Regions from separate parts of the Mus musculus genome. Here region 1 is linked to region 2. Evidence: chromatin loops called from intact Hi-C (ENCODE). Cell type or tissue: left cerebral cortex. All regions are shown on one strand.

Region 1 (8,000 bases), 230 kb before region 2:
TTCACAGCTGCTTGCCAGCTACATGAAGTCACACTTTAGTTCTCCTCAATGTGAAGGAGGCAGGAAAACCCCATAAAATCACTCTGAATGTGAAGTCTTAGTTGAGTGAACATGGTTTAGAGTATTCCAGAATGTTTTTTTTTTAAGATTTATTTTAACTGTATGTGTGTGTGTGTGTGTGTGCCTATGTATGTATGTGCACAGACAGGTGATTACAGAGGCCAGGGGAGAGTTCAGGCCAGGGGCAGCTGGAGTTACAGGTAGTTGTGAGCCACTGACATGGGGCCTAAGAACTGAACTTGGTCTTCTGTGAGCTGTATTTGCTCTTAACTGGTAAGCCAAATTTCCAGTCCTGCTGAATATGTTTTTAGCACAAACAGCACCACAGCAGATAGATTTTGTATGTAACAGTGTATGGTAATAACTTAACAAATTGATGTTTTATTAAATAATGGTAATCTTTTAGATTTTCATTGTGTAGATACAGGATCCTATTACCTGGGCAATGCTCTGATATACTCAACCTGAGCCTCCTTGATTTTTTGTTTTAAGGGTGGTGTGTGTGTGTGTGTGTGTGTGTGTGTGTGTGTGTGTGTGTTCAGGTCTTCTGCAAGAGTAGTACTCACTTTTAACCACTTGAATCTAGGCCCTCTAATATTTAACTTTCCCTACTAAGAATAAATATCTTGGTGTAGCCCTTTAGTTATTTTGTTAACTATTCCCACTGGGTAGATTTTCATAAGTGAAAGGAGATTCAAGCCTGCATTGAAGGATGATATTTCCAGTTAGGAGGAATGGCTTTCTTTGATGTAGACCCCTTAGACTCCAGTGAATGGCCTGTCGCCATTCTGATTTATATGGGGTGGTGGCAGAGATGAGGTTTTGTATGTGCCTTTTTAAATTTTCAAACGCCGTGTTATTGTAATTTTAAGGTATCTGCATAATGCCCTGCATTCCAAGGGGTTGAGAGTAGTTTATTCACAGTATTCATCATCAGCAAATGTAGGAAAGTGGACAAAATCTAAAGGAAGAGAAAAGGAGTCAGAATGTGAGCAGCATCCCCTGGGAGCCATCTGAGGACTGTTTATCTTCAAATAGACGTCCGCCATGCTATAAACCTTCATAGACATCCGCCATGCTATAAACCTTCACACTGGTGATGCTTTGCATCTGCCACATGTTATGCTGGATGTAAAGCACATATTAAATGAAAACCAAACTTATTTCAAGGTACAGAGACATGACTTTTTGAGAAGACTTCTAACATCTAGGTAGGACAGTGTGGACTAGCTGCTATCATAGATGTGATCTACATTTAAAACAATACCTGTAGGTGACAGGAAACCTGGGCAAAACAGGAAAAGATATTTCTTTTTCTTAAGATTTATTATAGCATTTATAATTTCAGAGTACTGCAGACCTATAAGGCATTGGAGACACAAATGCAGCTACCAGAATCTCACTTCAGCTTACCTTACCAATACCGCTGTTCCCTTTGGCTCAGTAATGTTGCATGCAGATGGGATCCGAAATAATTTATCTTGTGTTTAATGTTTTCACCTTTGTTCTGAAACTTCATAGAGAATATGTTTTATGTGACTGGCGTGACCGTTTAGTGGCTAAGAGTGTGTATTGTTCCTGCTAAGTCCCCAAGTTTGATTCTTACCACCAGGTGGCTCACAACCACCCAAATCTCCAAGTTCAGGGAACCTGACATCTTTTGCCTCCAAGAGCGCCTACATTCACACACAGACACACACCACATTCACACACAGACACACACCTACATTCACACACAGACACACACCACATTCACACACAGACACACACCTACATTCACACACAGACACACACCTACATTCACACACAGACACACAACTACATTCACACACAGACACACACCACATTCACACACAGACACACACCACATTCACACACAGACACACACCACATTCACACACAGACACACACCACAACAGAGATAACTCAAAATAAAACCAAGTGCTTGAAAAAAGAATGTTTTCAAAATGTAAGTCATCTGACATTGCTTCACTGGTTTCAAATATGGAAGAAGCAGTCTTTTGTAACCCAAATAAATATTTTACCTAAAGTTATGGTATGCTTTCCTTTATATATATATGTATGTATATATAAATGGCAGTTTTTATGGCCAACAGTTACTGTCATGATAATTTTACACTTGTACAGTATACATTCATTTTGGCGTGCTCTTTGTTTACTGGCAATGCTTGAGAAGGAACCCAGGTCTTTGCCAGTGCCAGGCAAATCCTGAACCACGGAGATGAAGCTCTGACCCTCTCTTCCTCCCTCCCTCCCTCTCTTCTTTTCTCTCTTTCCCTCTCTTTCTTTTAAGCCAGGATCTCAGGTAGGCAGGTCTGCTGAGGACAACCTTGAACTTCTAACACGCCTGTCCTCTGCCTGGATTAAGCTGGATACCACCAGCCCTGGTTTCCTGTATTTGTGACAATGGAATCATATAGCCTATCTGAAAAAACTGACACACACTGTAGACCCTCAGTAACTGTGGCTTTCTTCTTTCCCAACTCACTTAAGAAAAAGTCCAAGCCTTAGTCTTGTTTCCACTAGAACAAACTGTAGGTTTTGATTGAGGTGTAATAAAGGTGGCCAGGTCAAGGATACCCAAGTCATGCCTATCCCATTCCACCCTCCACACAGGGCCCAAAATTCAGCAACAGAAGAGACGGAGTAGCCAGGAATGGAAACAGGAATGGCCACGCTGTGACTATCCTTCACTGACACGGGCTTGTTGCAACTTCAAATAAATACTGTCCAGGCCTGAGGCCGCCCAGCAACACAAATGGAGTGCTTCCCAATGGTCCAGTTCACTGAAAATGAAAGGATCAGAATGTGGGCAATCTCTGGTTGATCCCACCTTCACTCACATTTTGATTAGTATCTGTCTCCTGACAAGACATGTGCGTTTTAGACAGTGGTCTAAGTTCATGGGTTTATGATGCGTGCAGAATATCAGAATTTGGAACTGTTCTTTTCCTTTGTTTTATGATTATATCTATGCCCTCTTGTACAGGTTGGCCTTGAGAAACCCTTTGTGTCGATTTCACCAAGAAGTAGAAACTTTTAGACATCGGGCCATCTCTGATACCTGGCTGACAGTGAACCGCATGGAGCAGTACAGGACAGAATACAGAGGAGCGTTGTTGTGGATGAAGGATGTGTCTCAGGAACTTGATCCAGACCTCTACAAGCAAATGGAGAAGTTCAGGAAGGTAAGAAGTTTTTTGAGGGTTGTCAAAATGGCCACCTTGCTAGAAGGCAACCAAGTGTGATTTGAATCCCTCTGGTAAAACAGACATAACTCAAAAGCACCAAGGATACAATTAACCATTGCTGACATTTTTTTAAAAATGTGACAGAATAGCAATTAATGTGATATATAATTCTCTAAGGATAAGAGAGGAGACAGCTGGAAATTGCTGGGATTTTGTAGCTGGTTTTAATTGAAGTCAGATTTTCATATAATGTGCACTTTTTTTTATAAGGTTGTCACTTGTAGATGTCTCTTCATGCATAACTAAAAATCCAGAGCACATACATCTAGAAAGTGAAACTAGGCTGTTTAACAAGTCTTTCTAATTGATGATTCATGTTGAAACCAGCAAAACAATAACAGTTCTTTTATGACATATTCAGAGGCTCTGGGATATAGTTGTGTGGTTAGCTAGAATGGTATTGACTCTCCCTGCTATTGATCCCTTCAGAAATTTCTCTGAGCAACATTAGAGCAAAAGAAAATGAATATTCTGTTTAATTTTCCTGAGGAATAATAATCTTCGGTTCCTTAAAAAAGAAAAAAATAAGAAGAAAAATTACATTGTGTTAATGTAGCCAGTCGGAGCCTTTTGTCCACAGGAATCCAACCTACCACTGGGTGGCAGCCGTACACTGAACATGTGAACATGTGGCCTGATTCTGTAGTGGTTTGTACAATCTTGGTAGTTCTTTGTTTGGGCAACTGAGTGTGTTTTAGGGCATAAAAGAAAAAAAGGGGCCAAATGTTGGGCTTGGCATAATATTGTGTCAACTCCCTTAGTCACTTCAACTGATCCATTCATAATTAGAAATGTTGTTTAAAAGGCTTAGACTCCTTTTTAGGGACATCACTTTGGAACTATGAACCTGGAACCCTGGCTGGTATGTAGAAGGTTGAGCCGGGAGTCAAGGAACAGACCAAAAGAGCTTCTCTTGTTCAAGACAGTGGTCACTGCTTCTTGACCTAGGTACTAGAGCAACAGAAATTCCTCTGGAAGTTTTTCTTGGTTTGTAGTTCAGACTCCCTCCCTGTGAAGGGAACCAGCCTCATTTTCTCTCCTTTTTTTTTTTTTTTTTTTTTTTTAACATGTCAGCATAAGCCTTCTCTGAAAGGCAGGCTGGCTGCCCAGGCAGAGGTGAGACTGTGAAGTTTATCTCATCTTCGAAGAAGATGTAAATGGAACTCATTCATCCTTTGAAAGAGAAAAAAAATATCAGACGTCATGGTAGTAAACAAATCAAATGTTTTTGGTTCGGTAACTAGATGCTGGTGACCCCAGGCTGTTTTGCAAGTTTTCTGACTTCGTAATTAGGCCAGTCATTTATTTTGTCATTAGTATTTTATTTGGGGATTGAGGATAATGGGGGTGGAATTGGTATTAGGAAAAAGAAAGAATGAGAGAAAAAAAAAAAACTGACTCCAGAGCACATTGCTGATGACGTGCAGCCTTAATGTTTACCATAATCAACACACATTTTTTTTTCTTTTGTAGAAAGACCCATGGTAGGTAGCTAACCTGAGGTCGAACAAGGAAATGGAAGCCAGAATCTTTGAAAATAGATACAATTTCCCCACCAAGAGACAAAGGAAGTCAAACAGTATACCTAGAAGTGGCACAGGCAGTTTCATAGTAACACCTGCTTGCAAGCCCTTTGTTCAGTGCAGAGTTTCTGGGTCCCTCCAGTGTGCCAGGACAAGAAAACAGTTATTCTGGAAGGCCAAAGAATTTTGTGGGTGTTTGTGTTTATCTGGTTTTGTTTGGTGGGAGGTGGTTGCTAGCTGTTTAAGACTGAAACAGAAACCAAGTTCTTCGTCATTTGGTTTGAACATAGAAACATTTGCCATCGTTTAATGCCATCAATCTCCATCCTGGAAAATATGGGTAGGTTTGGTTTTTATTTTGAATCCTTTACTGCGAAGTAGTAGCTGAAGCTGTGCCTGCCCCCCCTAATCCTGTGTGTGCTGGATTCAATTTAATAGCTGGATGTGGTGAACTTGGACTTGGGGATAGAATATTTTTGAGAGAAGAGTGATCTTCAAGCGTAATTTTTGGTTATTCTTGACTCGAGGAGAACAGGAGACTGCATTGGTTCTCTCCAGAGCCTAACCCCAGAGTCAGTCCTGTGCCCAGCCCCAAGTTGGCACTTACATGGCAAGTCTTCCAGGCAGAGTCTAAGGGGCCAGAGGACCTCTCCTTAGATCACTTACCATCCCCATTGCATGTAGGTGACCTCCTGGTGCCTTGGAAATCAGCATATGTGATTGCTCAGGTAAAAACAAAAAGCAGGACTGTGTGGTTTGCTGCTGTCTCTGGAATGCTCTAAAATGCAAGTTTTCGGTTCTGCTACAGTGTATTTGCAAATTAACTCTACGTTAGCTTTAGAGTCCTGTGCAGGTGAGATCCCATCTTAAATAGAGTCTCTGTTTATCTCCCAGGAGTGTGTTACCTAAGTCACTGGCCTCAAAGACTCAAGGTGTGTCTGTAAGGCATTGTCTCCTCAGCTTTACCTCCTCCTCCCCAGTGCAGCTGATAAAGCCAGGACTTCACGTATTCTAGAGGAGACAAAGTTCTAATTTTTACTTTCATGGTTATGACCCCCTATTTGGAATTTTCAGAATGTGTCCATTCATTCATTTGCATAGTCAACAAATGATATTGAAGCCCAGTTACATGCCAGCTACCACAGAGGAGTGTAGCTCCTGTCTCGTGTGATCATTTGGGCATGAGACAAGTAAACAGGAGGCAGTGTGTTGAATGGTCATCTGAGTTGAAATAGTACTACAAATAAAAAATCTAGACAGGGCATCCCAGATGAGGCAGCACCCCTCCCCCCAACAATAACAAAGAATGAACAATAGTATGGTAGTTCTTGTTTGTCAACTTGACGTCTAGAATCACCTAGGAGCTGGTCTCTGGGCTGAGCCTGACAAGATAGTGTTATCTTAATTACATTCATTGATGTGGGGAGACCCATCTTAATTGTAGACTGAACCATTTCATGGCTTGGGTCCTGGAGTGAATGAAGAAAAGAGGGAGAGTTGAGAGAGCAGACGATTTTCTTCTGCCTGTGAGAGCAATATGACCAGCTACTTCAAGCTCCTGCCGCCTTGATTTGCTTTTATGATAGGCTGTGCCTTGAACAATAAGCTAAAAGAAACCCATCCGCCATACAGTTGCTTTTGTCAACAGAAAAGAAACCAAGACAAATAGAAAGGACCTGGACAGAGGGGTGGGAAACAGCAGTGGTTAGCTGAGGAGTCAATGTGGGCAAAGGCCCGAGGTAGAAGCAATAGAACTCCTAGAAGCAGCATCAAGTGATGTAAATGTAGAGACATAGGTGCCTAAGCAACATGGCCTGAGAGACAAGCAAGACTAGAGAAAGAGATATAGATACACAGACACACATGCACATGCGCGAATGCGTGTACGCGCGCACACGCAAACATATTCTAGGCCTTCTAGGATCTGTGAGTGATATATGGTGGGATTCTTAGACCTGTCTGACTCCATTTGAAAGTACAAAATACACACACACACACACACACACACACACACACACACACACACACACAAATCTGTAAGGAGGGAGTGGAAAAAGTGTTGAGAAAGGGATGGGTGTTACAAAATTTGTGTTCACAACTCAGTCAGATGTCATGTTAGAACAGGGAGCAGAAGAGTAGAAACCAAATAAAATATGGCACACCTGGGTCCTGGCAGGATGAAGACCAGAGAGAAACACAGTCTGACCTCTGGTAGACTCAGTAAAGCGTCACTTTGATTACAAAGCCAGAATAAACATAAATGAAAGTCAAATTGGAAGGGAATTTTCACCTCCAACATTGGGTTAATTTCCCCCCCTAGCATTTCTCAAATGTCTTGAAACCTTTTATACAGCACAGTCACGAGTGCGCAAGACAGAGCTGGTGAGTGAAAGTTTCACATAAAACAAAGCAAATGATCTGGCACTCTCTGAAGCCCAGGGGCTAGAGATGGCTCCGCACATCAACATTAGGAGTTGTGACTAAGTGTTCCTGTCAGAGAACTGAGGACACAGAGACCAAAGCTTGCTCCTAGCCCTCTGCAAGAGCCCTGCTAGTCATCTGCTCCTTGTCAAAATGACTCGGAGAAAAGAGATATATGGAGAGTCAGGGCCACATGGAGCAGCTCTCCAGGCTACCTCGTAGGAACCCAAGGGTGGATTTATGTAGGTGGGGCTGCTTGTCCCTGTACTGTAGGAGGCTCCTCCTCACATCATGGTTCACCCTAGTACCACGCGGTATTTTATGAGTGAGGTTAGTGTGTGATATATGTGCCCTTTGAAGGTAGAGTAAGAGGGTAGGATTTAAAAATAGAACCCAGCTTCTCATAGCAGATTACATCAGCTGAAGCTGAGAGCCCAGCAGAGCCTCTGAAGTCTGTGCCCTTGAGAGCCTCTGTGGTCAATTAAGTGTCTTGTTTTTCTTGAACGTCAGAAATGGGATGGGAGGTAATTATTCTAAATGGAATAAAAGCTAGCCTAGGTGTAAGAAAATAGTTCTGAAGCCTCTAAAGAGATAGCATGGAAATGTATATGTGGGCATTTGTAGGACTCAGCCTTTATAGTCAAGGGTGCAGGAACCACTGCCTTAACCTGAGCCATTTACTAAATAGTTTAATTAAATCCTGCAGCATTAGCTCAGTGTTTCA
Region 2 (8,000 bases):
TCTATTTGTTACCTACTATTTTATTTGTTTAGTGTTTAAATACATGGGTTTATTCTTGGATTTCAGAAAGCAACTACTTTATATTTTATTTAGATCATTATTAATGACTTTATCTCAAGATCATTAATTTTAACTCTAATACTTTGCTTTGGTCTTATTTGAATTGTTCTACTTATCTCAAAGGTAGAGTTTGTATATTACCATCACAAAAAAATTACTATTTGCATAATACTTTATGATTTTCATCTATTACAAGCACATCACAGGGAGCCATAAGATGCATTCATTAGCTTGTCATTCACCACTTCAAGACCCTTCAGAATCAAACAGGGGAAGGATGACATTTTGTTAATAACAGAAGTTCAGAAATGAATATAAATAATAACCTTGAAGTTTTGAAATACACAAGAAAGAAAAATTACAAAAAGAGAATGATCCAGGAACAGCAACACAACACAACTTTCAATTTGTAATTACCAAGCTTCTAAGTAAAGCATGATGTTAGCAGGCTTATGCATATTCCATTAAGGTAGCATTTAAGCTACGGTACAAAAACAAAGAGAATTACTATCTTTCTGTTGGATGTTAAAGTACAATACGATAAATCTTAAAACTGGTTGCTCCTCTTTACAGCATTGTTTTCTCCCCGTTTTCTGACCCAAGCACCAACTCTTACTTAGCTTAACCCCATAAATATGCATGCTAGGAGTGTTTATGAGAAAAACAGACACTGGATTCAAAATCCTGCTTACAATTCTTTGTGATACAAGAATAAGAAAACTTAGTTTCTATACTTTCTTCCATAGTTAGACAAAAGGGGAATAAAATTCTGAATGCTTCCTTGTCACCCATAATCCAAATTCCCAGAGCTCTGAAAGCTTTTTGTAAACAACGTACATCTCCATGAAATACATATCCCGAGTCAATGTCTACCTAAAAAGTGTTGTGTGTCATTTCTCAAGACATAATATAATGTCTAGCCTCCCACTTTGAGAGGTGCAAAAAAGGAAGGAGGCGAGCAGAGGAAGAAACGGTGCACGTTGTTGTTTTTCATTCATGCAGTAGAGTGATGTCAGTGTCAGTGTCTGCAGCAGCAGCAGCAGCAGCAGCAGCAGCAGCAGCGCTTTGGTCAATGGAGACTAAAACCCCCTGACGCCGGAACCTGAGTGAATTCAATGGAAACTCATTGCAACTGTTAAGTCTCAGGAGAGATTTGAAGTGGCTAAGCAGACAGAACGTATTACTTACATGTTGTACTTTCAATATGGGCAGAGGAGAACAAGGCAGAATGTGGACCAATAACATAGTGATAATACAATCAAGAAACTAGGAGCACAAGAGCATGCTTTCAAAAATCACTTCAATGCAAGAAACTGACAAAACACCTAATGCTACACATAGCACAACTACAGCACAGAAAGCTCCTCAATTCCTAGCACAAGCTGTGACCCTGCAAATCTGTCTACTGCACAAACAGACTCAAAACCAAGTGTTTTCATCGTGATTGCATTAAACTCTGGTGTGCCATTCTACAACAAAGAGTAGAATTTAATCCTGATCACAAATTTCATTAAAACTGCTTCATGATGGGGCATGTAATTCCTAAGCAATTAGGGCTTTTGAAGGATGTAGAAAAACAAGTTGTACTATTATCTGTGCTAAGATGTTACTGTTTATCAACAAAAGGAAAGGAGGTGCTAGGTGCCCATTGTATTTTTGCAGCAATTGCCAAAACTTCTCAAACACAGCCCACAAAATCCTCTGCACACAATCTACAATTCCTATTTTTATTTTATTTTCACATTGTTCCTAAAAGAAACCCCCCCAAACTCCCATTAACAAACTGTTAAAGCTAAATCATTCAAAAACGGCTGTGACTGCTGCTGCTTTTCTTTCTGTTACCTCTCATTTAACACAGCTCCAAAAAATGTGCAAGGGAGTTGCATATGGCATTAATCTGTTAGAAAATGGTGGAGTTTTCCATAAAATACACCCAAGGATGTGTGTTCAGTTGTGGTCATTATTAGGGCGATCACGTTGTTTTCATTCATTCATTCAGGATTTGCTGGAGGATGTCAGTTTCTGCAGCAGCTGGCTTGACCTGGGGGAGGAGTGGGGAGCAATTCCCTCCTGGTGCATACAGATTACAGGATGTATTTCTTGGTGCTCCTGCACTTATTCCACCGCACTAACATCCTACCCAGAGGCTTACCATCAAGGGATCTGAAAGCAAGTGCTTTAGCAACATGCTAATTACACATCTAAATTAAAGCTAAAAATACCTAAACTTTGATCTATCATATTGCAATCCCTTTCCCTAACTCTAAACACCTTAAGAACGTCCACCTTAAACAAAAAAACCCCACATACCACACAAACATTGTATGAAGCTTGGTAGTATTTCCCTTCTGAGCAGGCTTTTTTGTTGTTTTCTTTCCCTACTCCGAATGATTCCTTCCACAATGCTGCAGTAGTAGCAGCAGCAGCAGCAACTGTAGCTCTAGGCTGGTATCTAAGAATATTAGGTACTCGACTCTCCCTTATGGCCGGTTACGTCCCTGTTTTGCCTAATTTTCTTTTTCTCCCCCAGGAGTCAACTAGTTCATGCAGTATGTCCCTAGGCATAAACAAAACCAAACCCAAACAGAAAACATTAAGGGGAGTCCACAACATCCTCCCACTCACCATTACCTTTGATACCTAACAAAAAAGAAAGGAGATCTCTCTACACAGCTCAGCTGAACTGCTAAGTATACTTAAAGATGCAAGGAAAAAGTGAACACACTCCACAAACAGGCTTTAAGAAATTCACCACGAAAACCACCATTCCGGCATAAGCCATTTGTAGTGCAGTAGTGATCTAATACATGACTATATAAAGTAGAGGAGAGGATGGATAAACAGCATACACTTTAAACTGCCTCCCCTACACATGCAAAGGATATTCTAACAACCTAACTACCGCCATCAAGTCTCCAAAACACAAACATACTCCAGACAAGAACTTTGTGGGAAAGCACAAAGGCTGCAGAGATTACCACTACCACCTTATGCCCCGCTAGAGAGTTTGTGTGCGTGTTTAAGGGTTTCACACGGCTCCTCCTTGCCCGGCTCCAAACACAGAAAGCTAATAAGCTATTAAACCGAAACACTTTTCTTTTGCAGGCGAGGGATGCAAGATAAAATCTGAGTGGCGGTGTGAGGGTCGGATAAAAGTTGATTTCCAGGTCGCTCCTCCAAGCCCTGCAGCGACCTCAGGGTGGGGGGTGAGATTCCCAAAGCCACTTTCACACCTTCGGTAATGCACTAGCAAACAGAAGCCCGGAGAGGCTGAAGTTTTCCACGCAGGGCACCGTCGGGGAGACGCAGCCCGGGAGGACGGGAGGGTTGGGCTCGCTACCTCTGCACACGGGCGAGCCGGGACTCCGTCTCTCAGGTGAGCTGCTCCTCCGCCGGCTCTCGGGGGACCGTCTCGGGCGGCCCTTGGCGCGAGGCGCCTGCTCGGCTGGGGCAGCGGCCGGCGGTGGAGTCGGGCTGGACGGGCTGGGGCCGCGGGCCCCTCCGGGCCCGGAGAGACTGCCGAGCGCGGCGGCGGCGGTGGCGGCGGCGGCGGCCGGGCGCGTGGGGCTGTGCTGGCTGCCCCGCAGGAGCTGGTAGGGCACCGTGGCGCGGATGGGCTGCAGCAGCCGACCGGCTCCCGCAGCCGGTGCGCAGCTCCCGGCCGGCCCCGTCCCGCTCCCGGCAGCGGCGGGCGGGGAGCCCGCGGTGCTGCGCCGCATCCTCTGCGGCGCGGAGTGAGGGGTCTGAGAGGAACTGGAGGACGCAGTGGACATGGTGGCTCCGCGGGCGGGCGGGCGGGCGGGCGCGCGAGCGAGCGTGTGGGAGCCGGCGCCGCGGTGCGTGCGATGTGTACGGGGGAGGGGCGGGGAGGGGCGGAGCCGCGGGGCTCCCCTTCCGACGCGCACCCCGCCGCCGAGGGGGAGGGGACGCCGCGACGGCCAACGTCCAACGGCTCAACCGCCCCGCGGCGCTCTGCGGGGCGCTCACGGCAGAGCCCGCGTCGAGCCCATGGCCGCCGCCGCCGCCGCCCCGGGCATCGCGCTGACAGGGCACTCGCCCGCTTCCCGCGGCTGCTCAGCCCTCGCGGGGGGTCGCCCGCGCGACACGACTCGGCGACCACGGGCAGCGCCGGGACTTTAGCCTCGGAGGAGAGAAAGGGGCCTCGAGGCGCCTCGCGCTGCGCGTAACCCGCGCCACCGCAAACGCCGCCGCCGCTGCCGCCGCCACCTCGACCCGCTTCTCACTCGGAATGGCAACTAATCCTGTGTCGGCGCCCCGCCTCCGGCCCCGCCTCTGGGCGTTCCGGACCCGGCTCCTGCGGCTGCGAGCGCTGTGATTGGCAGCGCCACCCTACTCCGGGATGCCAAGGAATGGTTGTATTGTCGGAGTGAGAGGAGACTCGGCCAATTACAGTACCACGTTTCCGCTCTGGGGGCGGAGCATGGAAGTGGATGAGAGAGGCGGGCCTCGCGCGGAGGGAGGGACTTAAGAGTTGACAGGCTTTGAGGTGAGGGTCAGGTTAGAAAAGTGGGTCCATACGTGCCCTGCGCGGACTCCGACGCCCAAAGACACGCGCGCGCTGCGATAAGCAAGTTACAAGGATTCCACCCTCCAGTGCTCTCTACAACCTGGGGCTGAGGACGCTGAAGCCAAACTAATTTTGCAAATACACCTGCATCCGGTGAGATGTTTTAGTTAAAGCTGAGTGAAGGATCCTTAACCCTTTTAATCTTAGAAATGTCTTTAAGTGTCCTAGTCGCCTTGTGAATCAAAACAACTTCAGGATTAGTGTATGGATGCTACATTGAACAAAATGCACCTGCCATTACAACCTGTTTGTCGTTACAGGGTAGGGTGGAGAACATCACATTCTGAATTGTACACGTCAACAAGAAAATTTACAGCATCGCATCATCAGATTTATTAATGGAGAGCACCTAGTTTACTACCCCGGAGCTGATGGTCTCTTGGGAGAAAGACCAGGCATAATGTAACAATTCATTGTGGTCATTTCCTCTGTGTGATGGCACTGGGGGTTATTCTTCTGCAAGGAAAATGAGAAGTACGAAGATTTTAGATGGGCATAAGAAAGTATATAAAACCCTAATCAGGAATAGTTAAAGCTCTACATCAGATACCTCCTATTAATTCACATGAGATAAACAAAAACATAAGATTTTACAAAATAAAGAAGTGGCGTGTCAGATTGGCGTCTGCCTGGTGTCTGCCCACACTGGCAAGCTTCCTGATTCCAGGCACTAAATGATCAGTTTCACTCAGAGGAGCCACCTTTCTCTGCTTCCCTGTGTGGTCAGACAGAAATTAAATGAAATTAAATGAAAATTTTTAAAAAAATAAGAAAAAATAAGAAGCACAGTAAATTGTTGTTTAGAAAAAATATTGATGATGCCTAATCAAAATACAAAAAATAGCATCTAGTACTATATCCTACTATATTAGTCATAGTTCTATGCTTTATCACATATAAAAATAATAGCTAATGTTTACTAAACATTCACCACGTGCTAGCCACTGTTCTAAGGACATTATTATGTGTTAACTCATTCGTTCTTCACATAATCCACAAGGTATGTGCTGTTATTATCCTCCCTGCTTTATCTGGGGCACAAAGACACTAATTGTCTTGTCTGAGATCACTCAGCTAAGTGGAAGCTGAGGCCAGAGGGACCCAGGCAGGCGTCTGAAGAAGCCCTGTGCCCTTAGTACCTCCAAGCAGAAGATGCGTGTTCTGATTAAGAGACTTTATGGTAGCTCACAGATGTCCAAACGAGCTTTTAGACATGACTAGCAGCTCCCTTTTCTTACTTTCTAGAACAAATTATACTTTAATTATCTATAGAACAAAATAACTTTAAAATTTGACATAATTTGTCTATTGTATTAATTTTTTCATCTAAAGATTAATGGTTTCACTAAGTATAACCTTTTGTGAATAGAAACAATAAATGGCTTCTTTTGGTGGGTTTTTTTTTTTTGGAATAGCAAGAATAAGATTACAACAATGTTATACTAAAATGTATAAAGGTTTTAAACTACTGATAAATGTCTAACGTTGGTAATTTGATCACAGCACAGCTTCATTATAGAAATGTCATCTTGGGTCACCTCTGGACCAACCTCAACACATTAGATGATCATGATTCTAAAGTCATAGTGAGCCACCGTTGGCAATGGTCAGTAGCAGTTCGTTTGGATCAAAAACAATAGAGCTGGCCATAATTTTAGGTTTCTTGTTCATTCAGATCTGATGTAATAAGTTTAAGTTGTATCTAAAATCTAAATGAGAGAATTTGCATGAGTTTTTAAGTGCCAATTTTTTAATGCATCTCATGCTAGAAATTGAACCCAAAGTCTTGAATAGGTTGCTCAAAATGCTGTGCCATTGAATTACCCACAGATACTATCTGATCTTACAATATTACTTTTACTTTCTGGTAACTCATCATGAGTTTTTTGAAATTCCAATCATTTTCTCTTTATTCAAGAAAATATGGTTCCCTCTAAAAACTTTATTCTCATGATGGTCATACCTAAGAATTTAAATGAGCTACAATAAATGCAGCATCTGCCTTCAAATGCCTGTTAGTTAAATGTGTGATAATTTGTTCTTACTGCAGATGGTAACAAAAGCCAAGAGAATATAGAAGCATTGGAAAAAGTAAATATTATTACAGACTTATTTCTAGCTAAACACTATACATCAGATACAATAAACCCTGTAGCCACAGTATGGGTTGCTGGGTTTGAAGTCCACTGTTATACTACTGTAGCATAGACAGGCCCTGTGCAATTTCCCTGTTCATTGAGTGTGAGTGTAATGACCTCTGAACTTGTTACATAAGGCCTAATGTTAGTTATAAACCCATTACTACACTGCTCTGTCCTGAGGGAGTGAAAGCACAAGTTGATAACTTTAGAAACACCTTTGTTGGCTCAGTGGGTAAAAAAGAAAGCACTTGGTCAAATCTGACCACATGAGTGTGATTCCCCAGAACTCAGTATAGAAAGATAGGGGCAGTTTGCCCAAGAAATTGAACCCAGAGCCTTCCATAGGCTGCTCAAAGTGCTGTGCCATTAAGTTACCCCCAGATACTATCTAATCTTACAATATTATTTTCACTTTCTGGTAACTCATCAGGAGTTACCAGAAATTTCTTCTGATCTACTCAAGTGTGCAAGCACACACACACACACACACACACAGACAGACAGACAGACACACAAACATGCACAACACTCCATCCAAACTAAATGCATGTAATTAAAATTATAATAATGAACACCTCTTTTCTCAGGCCTCATATTTTGGATATTTATGGAACAACAATTTGCAAATCCCAGAACCATCCATAGACTAACCTAGAACAGGAGAAAGGAGACGTTTCCAACTACATGCAATTAACAATAAGCTGCCCCTCATAGAGAGAGAACAGAATGAAAAAATTGTGAGGCCTTGTAGAACTACCAGTTCCATCTGCTTGGTTCTTCTACCCATGCTTTTAAGACTTAATGCCTTCCAGTTTGAATATGATTTGTCCCCTAAAAGTCATGCTGAGGTTTATCCCCAATGTGAGATATTAAGAATGGGGAAACTCAGAGCTGCGGAGGTGGCCTAGCTGTTAAAAGCACTTGCTCCTTTTCTAGAGGACCTAGAGTCAAATCTCAGTATCCACGTGATGTTTCACAACTACCTGTAACCATCACCTGTAATTAGGTCCTGGCATGTCATCTCCAAGCTTATTACCCTAGTCTGCTAACCTAGGCCTGCCCCTGGAAACTTCTCGTTTCCATATAATCTAATCTAGGCCTACAATGTTTTCAGCTTCTGGGACCTGCTGCTGAATAAGCTAGCCCCTTTCTAGTTCTTTCTGAACTTCTGCTGTTTTGGCTCAAATCTCCTCTCCACACTAACAGATTCA

What was found. Hi-C counts contacts between places; a loop is a spot of excess contacts. Peaks named below come from ENCODE experiments on the same cell type or tissue, not always from the same donor. Only the 100,000 strongest peaks of a DNase experiment are listed, where the experiment ranks them.
Region 1: a loop joins it to region 2, with 4 times the contacts of the local background. A loop is called at or near these places in 16 of 42 quality-filtered maps.

The regions. Positions count from the first base shown.
Region 1 is chr6:8,732,286-8,740,285 of GRCm38, reverse strand. Ica1 (islet cell autoantigen 1) reads left to right here. Exons shown (of 14, transcript NM_010492.3): 6 at 3,071-3,269. Among named protein-coding and RNA genes, the nearest start is that of Ica1, 42 kb to the left of the region's middle. In left cerebral cortex, CTCF peaks have their summits at 1,432, 1,631 (motif pointing right) and 3,920 (motif pointing right); DNase peaks (open chromatin) are centred at 1,667 and 3,936.
Region 2 is chr6:8,505,720-8,513,719 of GRCm38, reverse strand. Glcci1 (glucocorticoid induced transcript 1) reads right to left here and starts at 4,120. Exons shown (of 8, transcript NM_133236.3): 1 at 3,401-4,120. The coding sequence starts at 3,833. A430035B10Rik (RIKEN cDNA A430035B10 gene) reads left to right here and starts at 4,559. Exons shown (of 2, transcript NR_040452.1): 1 at 4,559-4,741; 2 at 4,909-6,661. In left cerebral cortex, CTCF peaks have their summits at 2,341, 2,547, 4,152 and 4,412; DNase peaks (open chromatin) are centred at 2,747, 3,397, 4,038, 4,415 and 3 more places; H3K4me3 peaks cover 4,802 bases; H3K27ac peaks cover 3,238 bases.